Regions from separate parts of the Homo sapiens genome. Here region 1 is linked to region 2. Evidence: read pairs that join two places in POLR2A ChIA-PET (ENCODE). Cell type or tissue: GM12878. All regions are shown on one strand. Each heading gives the region's core, and the rest is flanking DNA. Links, peaks and the distances in the headings are about the cores only. Region 1 overlaps E2F8 (E2F transcription factor 8). Region 2 holds the start of NAV2-AS4 (NAV2 antisense RNA 4).

Region 1 (4,393 bases), core at 119-4,118, 290 kb before region 2:
TTCTCTGACAACTATTGCAAGGATCAAGTAAGCTGAAAAAATGAGATAAAAGGGAATTCTTCCTAGCAGATCCCTGACATTCCTGAAAACATACCTTTGTTGGTCTTGATAGGGCTACTGGGCGCAGAATTTATCTTTCTCCGATCACTTTCTATACTCTTTACCAATTTGATAAGAGATGGGTGTCGAGTAAAGTTTGGTTTCCCACGTGTGGAAAAGAGGTTTTTGGCACAGTTCTCTTTTGAAGACCGTCTCACCTCCAAATCAGAGGGAGTAAAATGAATGACTGGGCTGGAGCCTGAAACAGAAAACGTCTGTGTATTAAAACCTGGATGGCTCAGTTGGCTTTTGGGATATGAAATAAAACAATTTTAGGAATAAAAGTGGCAAGTTACAGAGCACCGACCATGTGCCTGTCACTGTTCTAAGGGCTTTACAGAGAAAGCCTTGTTTATCTTATTAAATGGATTCTGAGACACAATATTTCCTACATTAGCATTTCTGAAACTGCACTATATCTTATAACCAGTGGTGTGCTAGAGTGTAGTTATTAGTGATTTTTCTTTCTTAGTGATATAGAAAGAATTGTGCATCTTACAATCAGTGAAGTCTTAGATCTGATGAAATATGGGTGATCCTCACAGCTCCATGAGGTAACTGTTCCTCAAGAAATGCAGCCCTGTGTCGGAGATGAGAGCTCTGACCCACACAGACATTAACCTACTGGCTCAAGGTCTCTCAACTGGGAGCATGTGGGCCTGGGATATGAACCTGGTCAATATGGCCCCGGAATTTTCACTCCAAATTCCTGCACGAAAGGACCTCTCTCTGAGATTATACCAAAATCACAGTAACTCCACTGAGGTGCCATTGTTCTTCCCATTTCACCAAGGAGAAAACTAATCCTCGAAGAAGTAGCTTGTCTCAGGCCGCAAAGCCAGAGTGGCAGGGCTTGGAATGGAACCTAAGTTTCCCTCTGTCTTCATGGCCCACGTTCTTGTCATTTTCAATGATTCTGGGTGGGGATCTTTGGTAGAATGCAAAATGTCAGCATCGCAGAGTTAAGATGAAGGCTAGAAATATCTACTTTGATACCAGAGTGAACTCATTTCATATTCTCAATGGGCACAGGTTCTGTTGTGGTCACTGTGCCGCATAGCAGCAATAGTGTTTTATGCTTTGTGGTGCTTTCAACTTTCCGAATGCTTTCACATACAGATTGTACTTCTTGAACACAGGGTGGGAGGTTGTTATGGATCTTGGTTAGCTGATGGAGCCAGTAGCCAAACTTTCTATATTGCCATTCATCTTGAATCATCTTTTCAATCATATATATCTTTTCCATGTGGGGCGGTGAGTAGGAAGGGGAAGGGAAAATATCTCCCAATGTGCATTAATTCAAAATAATAAAGCAGGATAAAGAAAATGTGGTACATATACACCATGGAATACTATGCAGCCATAAAAAGAAATGAGATCATGTCCTCTGTGGGACACGGATGGAGCTGGAAGCCATCATCCTCAGCAAACTAACATAGGAATAGAAAATCAAACACTGCATGTTCTCACTCGTAAGTGGGAGTTGAACAATGAGAACACATGGACACAGGGAGGGGAACAACACACACTGGAAATTAAAAATTAGAAAAACACACACACAAATAATAAAGCAGAGGGTGAAAGAAAAAAATACATACCACTGGTATTTGGACTGATTTCTGGGCCGGTCCATTTGAAAGCTGGTTTTCGGCCTCTTTCCTCTGTAACATGAACTTTCTTGATAAGATCCAGGCTACTCAGAACATTAGCTATATCATACAACCTCCTAATTTTTGCTGGGAAAAAAAGTATATATACCACTTAATGGAATAATGAAAAGATCAAAGAATTTTCCTTCAGAAGGACTTCATGTATATTCTAAGAGCTGTCTTAACCATCAATGTCAGACAGAGAAACATCTGCCTCCTTTTAAGTTCTTCTGGTGATACAACTTTAATTAAGATAAAAAAGTTTTAAATATTTAAAAGACTCAATTACTGCTAGTACTCAATGTTGAAATGACAATAGCATACGTTGACAAAGGAAAAACGACTTGATGAGATCACCCTATCTGAAACTATGTTACAGACTGTTTCAAAAATAAAGTCACCATTCCTGGGTATCTTCTAATGAGGATTCAGAAGAATTTTATGAGCAGAGAAGTAAAAGTATCTGTGATAAATGTCTTGCTTTTCTGCTTGTAATAGCTTATAACAAAATTTATTTACTATGGCAGCATGGAAAATTCTGTACTCCATCAACATGTGTAATTTTTTAATACTGTCTATGTAACATGCAAAACATAGATCTGTGAACTTGACAAACCTCACATATCTTAAAGAGTTTTGTTACAAAAAGTCTGTTTTTTACTGCCATCTTGATAGTACAAATTACAAATCGAGTCTCCTTCCTAGCCATATCAGAAGGTTCTGAATTCCCTGGGGATTCAGTAACTTACACCTCTGCAGTTCCTGGAATAGTTTTCAAGGCTATGACTAACCAGTGAAACAAAGATGAAAACTATCCGGTGACTCACAAAAGGCAAGTAACCCCTCAGTAGTATCAGGACGTGTTTTCTGAAATTGCAGATCTCCCGATCTCCCGAGCCAAGTGCTCCTCCCCATCCGCTGAGCACTTCTTTCCACACCCTTCCTGCAAAGTCTGGTGTAATGGTGAGGGCATAGCTCTTTTGTTAGGAATCCAATCTACAGTCCCTTCCCAATTTTGAGCAGGTAATCTAGCTAAAACCATTCTTTCAAAATGGCAGACTACCTGTGCTGCAGGTCACTTCTGGGGACAATTTTATGAGTCATTTATAAACCCTCTGTAATCAGCATCAGTGGAAGGAGACCAGGGTGCAGACCCACTTTACAATTTACTCTCATTTAGAGCTCACACAGAACAGATTCTTCTAGTGTTTCCTTTTTTTTGAGACAGAGTCTTGCTCTGTCCCCCAGGCTGGAGTGCAGTGGCGCGATCTCGGCTCACTGCAAGCGCCGCCTCCCAGGTTCACGCCATTCTCCTGCCTCAGCCTCCTGAGTAACTGGGACTACAGGTGCACGCCACCACGCCCGGCTAATTTTTTTGTATTTTTAGTAGAGACGGGGTTTCACTGTGTTAGCCAGGTTGGTCTGGATCTCCTGACCTCATGATCCGCCCTCCTCGGCCTCCCAAAGTGCTGAGATTACAGGCTTCAGCCACCGCGCCTGGCCGTGTTTACTTTTGAGAACAATGTTACAATATCAAATGAAGCAATGTGTCAAATAAGAGTAGTGATACTTGGCCAGGCGCAGTGGCTCAGGCCTGTAATTTTGGGAGGCCTCCCAAAATTTGGGAGGCCGAGGTGGGTGGATCACGAGGTCAAGAGATCGAGATCCTCCTGGCCAACATGGTGAAACCCCGTCTCCACTAAAAATATAAAAATTAGCCGGGTGTGGTGGCGCGCAACTGTAATCCCAGCTACTCCGGAGACTGAGGCAGGAGAATTGCTGGAACCCGGGAGGCAGATGTTGCAGTGAGCCTAGATCTCGCCACTGCACTCCAGCCTAGCAAAAGAGCTAGACTCCGTCTAAAAAAAAAAAAAAAAAAAAAGAGTAGTGATACTTATGTATCATAACAAGTTAGCTAAATCAATATTATCATGGCTTCTGGGGAGAAGATATAAAAACATAATTAGAGAAGATCTGTTTATGCACCTATGTTTCCTAATTTGGAAATGAGTTTACGACTGAGATTTTATTGTTTAAGAATAGGTTCAAAAATCCATGGCAGTCATGACACTTACTTTTAAACTTGCTTTTATCCAAATCTTCCACATGGTCCTCCCCAATTAAAATCTTGGCAGCAACTTCTAGGCTTACTATCTGAGGCGTTGACACCAAAAACAGCATCACAAATTTCTGGCTCATTACCCTTAAAGACTTGTCTTTGCGGCTGTTTACAGAAGCTTTAGAGAAGGATGAGGATTAGAGAATTAAAATTCATAAAGGGACAAGTGACTTCTAAAGTAACAAGGCTAAAAATACTACCACCTGATCATACAGCTGACAACTGTGGCATCTGAACATTAAAGGCAGCAGTAGCTTTAGAGCTGTGTTCTCCACAGAACCTTTTCCTTAGACAGAGGACAAATGCCATGCCGCCTGGAGTTTTCACTACCATCTCTCACCTGCCCGAAATTCCACTCCAGGGAGTTCCACAAAACACATGTCTGGGTGTCCATTTGGGCCAGTGTTTGATTTGATGATATGATCCTCTATACTGTAACTCTTAATAAAGTCAAACTCTTGCTCATATTCTTTCTTTTTGATCATCATAATCTGCTCGGCGTACTTATTCTCCTCCCCGATGCTCT
Region 2 (4,393 bases), core at 190-4,189:
CCCAATGTCAACAGAATCCTGATGGCATGGCTGCCTAGAGCTCAGCGTCCTCCATATACCAGCCCCAACCTACCTCCGGGGTCTTACTTGCAGTTATTATTATTGGGAATAATGATGGCTGTTGATTAAAATGATCATATCATCCACAGTTGAGGACTCACAAGGCATGAGGCCATCTCCTAAGCACTCGACTCATTATCTCACTGGGTTCTCATTGGAGAATTCATCCAGAGGAAGCAGGTGTTAGGTCCCATTTTGCAGTGAGAAGTCTGCAGCCAGGAGAGGGTACCTCACTTGTCCCTGGGCTCCTAGACTTCAAAGCTGAAGCTTGTGCTGCTCTGTTGACCATCACTCCACACCCAAGGCCCCCATCTCCTCCACACGAACTCCCTTCTCCAGTGAAAACCGCCTCCTGCCCGGTCCTCCTGTGTGCCTTTCACATGCCTTCCCCATGCTTGTCAGGCTGTTCCCTTGACCAGGAAAGCCTTGGGGAGCAGCAAGGTGAAATGGATGGGGCACAGGCTCTGGAGTCAGGAACAGTGCATCCCTCCTGTTCCACTTCCCAGCTCCCAAACTATTTAAGCTTTCTGGGCCTCAGTTTCCCTACCTGGAAAATGGGAAGATGTCATGTCATCATTGATTTGGTGAGGCAACATACACAAAACATCTGGGTGGTGGCACTGGCTCACCTGTTGAAGTTCTGCCTGAAGCTGGAGGCCCAGTTCTGCTTCCTCTAGAGCGAGGCCTTCTCTGACTAACTCAGTCTGGTGACATTTCTTCTTCTTCCGAGCCACTCTTCTTCTTTCTCCTCTAGGAAGTCCATGTGCCATGAGGGCAAGGGCCCCCACATTGACTTAATGCCATCGTTTGCACATTGCAAGAGCTTGATCAAGGTTTGCAAAGCAATTGCTCTTCAGGACTCGTCACCATCTGCACCCCACCTTCTTCTCCAGCATCCTCACTCTCTATACCCCAGTGTCTTCACTCTTCACCTCCCATCGCCCACTCTGAGCCTCCTGTATCTGACTCCCTGTGTCCCCAGACACTGAAGTTCTCTCTTACCTCCTGGCCTCTCTGTTTATAATGCCTTCCTTCACTTCTTTCCCTGGGTAGCTTCTGGTCTTCCTTTAAGATTTAGCCCAGGTGTTTTCTCCTCCTTCAGGAAGTCTTCCAGATACTCCAGGCTGGTTAGATACTCCTCCTCTCTGTTCCCACAGCCTCTGACTTCTCTCTTAGCACTTGTCAACCTGTATTTGTCCTGTTTGTTCACCTCTCTATCTCCCCTGGTAGGATATGATCCCCTGAGGGTAGGGACCCTGTTGTTGTCATCTCTGGAGCCCTGGCATTTGACATGGTGGCCACGACCAAGCCAGTATTTGTTGAGTAGATGGATGACTGGAGGAATGAGCACCTAGCTGAAAAATTCTGCACATCTGCCACTTGGAGTATCTGCTGGTTGGGTTATGCAACGTCTGTGTGTGTGATGTCACTTGGCCACCTTTACCTTTGCATCCAAGAGACTGTGCTAGCTTGTCAGGGAATGGGACACAGTACTACAGAGCTGTGTGTAAATCTGCATGTGCGTTTCGTGCCTCCAGTTCAAACCTTGTTCATTAGCACAGCAATTAACAGCAGAGCCTAATGACAGATGGCCCGGCTCTGCACCTGAACCCCTGGCTCCTTGGCAGGCTTGGAGCAGGGCAGGCACGTCTGGCATGGTTGATGTTTTCATTGATCTAGTGAGTTCAGCTCCCAGGGCTGCCGGCTATGGAGACAGTGAGCTGACGTCAGTACTGGCTTTGGTGGGGGGCTGGGCCTAAAAGGGCCAGGCTTGTAACAGACTCTTGGAAAGCTTGCAGAAGTTTGGGGACTTTATTGTTTTTATCTTTTTTTAAGATATTAATTTCACATTGGGAAGTCCCAGCACCCCACTCTCAAATTTTCCTAAGCTCTAAGGACTTCCCTAGGAGATGGTGTCTCTTTCCTGCTAATTCTTTACAAGCTTCTAGGCTTTCTACAATTGTTATTTAGGATTGTGATATCCAGGCCCTTTGACTTCAGCTAACAGACACAGCTTCGTGTTTAGAGTGGCATATAAGATCAGTGTTGTGTAAACACAATTATATTTAGCAAGTTTGGAGATGTGGGGTTTTTTTCTTCCTGTTAATCCCGGGTTTGAAATGGCTTCCTAGTTATTACCCTGTGAATGTCATTCATTTCTCCATAAAAGAAATATCAAATTTGTGTTCAAATAGTTGTCTGGGTCATAAATTCAAGCTAAAGTGCAGTGTGTCCTAAGCCATAGCAGATTTCACAGAACTGGAGTTCATTAGAGCTAGAAAGGATCTTACTGTCCAACCTGTGTCATTGACAGATGGGGAAACTGGGCCCCAGAGAGGTGCACTGATTTGCCCAAGGACACATGGCAAGTAGGTGGCAGAGCTGAAGCCACGTGTTGGTCTCCAGTGGCCCCTTTCCTACACCATGTTTCAGATCATCAGAAATGCTCAGGCTTTGCTGTGTGCCAATCCCAAACCACTCTAGAATGAATTTCTTAAGTGGTGTTGGATATGCTTCCTTGAGCCTGCCACCAAACTTGGTCTGAGTGAAATAGAAGAGGGGGTGCAGGCAGAGGAAGTGAGGACTGCGGTCTGTCGTTAGTGATGTGGAAACCACGCATCTTCTTTACGAAGGTGTTGACAAGTCTGTGTGCCCAGGGAGCCACGCAGGGGAAGAAGGTTAGAAGGCTGGGTAGTCCCTGAGGTAGGAAGCAACTTCAGCGAGAACCTGCCCATCTTTGCAAAGTGGGCACTTCTCTCAGTGAGGGGGTTGCAGGCAAAACTGCGGGGATAGTCTTGTTCCCACAGAAGAAGTGGTTGGAGAAATACCTATCACATCGTGGAACAGTGCCCTCATTCTGCATTTTCTTATCTAGGAGACAAAAAATGCCTCCTGGAGATAACCTACCTGCCCTCCCTTCCTTTGAGGAAGTTTAACCTTTCTCCCTCATTGATATGGAATCCCAGGTATTTATCTGATGACCTGCTGAGATTGGTAGTTCAGAAAAACCAGTCTTCAGGCTTAGGGGAAGCTGGACGTGTATCCTAGGGTGGAGGCCCAGGTCTCGGGGACAGGTCCCACCTCTCCTGATAATGTTCCCCGCCTCCCTGTCAGGAGGTGCAAAGGTTTGGGTGGGCATTGTGAAATGTTGCCCCAGAAGAAGGTTTCCTTCTCTTTCAGCATCATGCTGAGAGGTCCACACATGGCCCTACTGCCACAGTGTCACGAAGGCAGACCTGTCCTTTCTGCCTTGTCTTTTTAAAAAAATCACCCCAGGGCCATTACAGCTCCTCCTGGTTCCTGATTCACTGTGTTTTAATCAAGCATAACTCTTAGAATGAGCAGAACATGACTTCATTTTTGTCTCTCAGTGTTTTCTTCTCCCCTGCAGTGAAAACTCAAAGAGGCCCCACAATGTTTTCGTCCTCTGTTAGGTAATATCTTGCATAACTTGAAGTCACAAAACACAGCCTCAGTTCTGTAATTGGAATTCCCAGTCCTGTGTGCTAATTCCAACTCTGCATTTGAATTGGAGATCAATCTTCTCCCCTTCTCTTTCTAAAGTCAGCTTCAGAGTCAGCCTTGTCTCGGGGGAATGAATATGATTGGCCTCTTATCTCTTTCTCTGTTCTTTTTTCACCCATTGTTTACTCACTGCACACTCCAGGATTGGATGAAGAAGAAGGGGAAAAGAGGGAAAGACAGTTCTTACTTGCCTGGTGTGCTTGTGCTTATTGGCAGACATTTAAAACCCACTCTGCAGTAGAGGTCTTTCCCACTTTCTCAGAGTCCCCAGGATGGCTGGGGAAGCTCTCCTACAGTCCCCTGACCTGGCTGATTGCACTTGATCATGAGGCCACCACTGGCTTGGCAACCCCTTAGGAAATCTGAAGTTCATTCCAGCTTTCTGCTGAGGTCCATTACTTCCCTGGGCCAACTTTCTGTTACACAAAGTCCATATCTGGAAAATACCATTTTTGTACCCACAGACCTTGGGAGTAAGGTAGTGGTAATTCTTCTTCATCCCAGCTTTCCTTCTCAGGCCAACATTCCTGAGGACATCCTAGGTCCCTGGGGTTCATGGCTCCTTGGCTGCTGCTGGGGAGGGAGAGTTGGTTTATTTCTCCATGCTATGGCATCTTTCTCCAACCCTCCCACCCCCACCATCTCTATTGTTTATCTCTCTTGATATGGTTTGGCTGTGTCCCCATCCAAATCTCGTCTTGAATTGTAGCTCTCATAATTCCCACGTGTTGTGGGAGGGACCTTGTGGGAGATAACTGAATCATGAGGGCAGTTTCCCCCATACTGTTCTCATGGTAATGAATAAGTC

What was found. ChIA-PET counts read pairs that join two places held together with the same protein. Peaks named below come from ENCODE experiments on the same cell type or tissue, not always from the same donor. Only the 100,000 strongest peaks of a DNase experiment are listed, where the experiment ranks them.
Region 1: POLR2A ChIA-PET joins it to region 2 with 5 read pairs; 1 of 35 experiments calls an interaction of 5 or more read pairs at or near these places.

The regions. Positions count from the first base shown.
Region 1 is chr11:19,230,537-19,234,929 of GRCh38, forward strand. E2F8 (E2F transcription factor 8) reads right to left here. Exons shown (of 13, transcript NM_024680.4): 5 at 4,208-4,393; 6 at 3,824-3,985; 7 at 1,698-1,835; 8 at 95-298. The region is part of intron 1 of CSRP3-AS1 (CSRP3 and E2F8 antisense RNA 1); the gene reads left to right. Among named protein-coding and RNA genes, the nearest start is that of E2F8, 8.2 kb to the right of the region's middle. RefSeq lists an enhancer at 1,783-2,982. In GM12878, for the core only: no CTCF peak of the experiment used is centred there; no DNase peak of the experiment used is centred there; H3K27ac peaks cover 204 bases.
Region 2 is chr11:19,522,824-19,527,216 of GRCh38, forward strand. It overlaps NAV2-AS4 (NAV2 antisense RNA 4), which reads right to left and starts at 1,255. Exons shown (of 4, transcript NR_033989.1): 1 at 1,063-1,255. It also overlaps a transcript of NAV2 not described here. In GM12878, for the core only: no CTCF peak of the experiment used is centred there; a DNase peak (open chromatin) is centred at 2,638.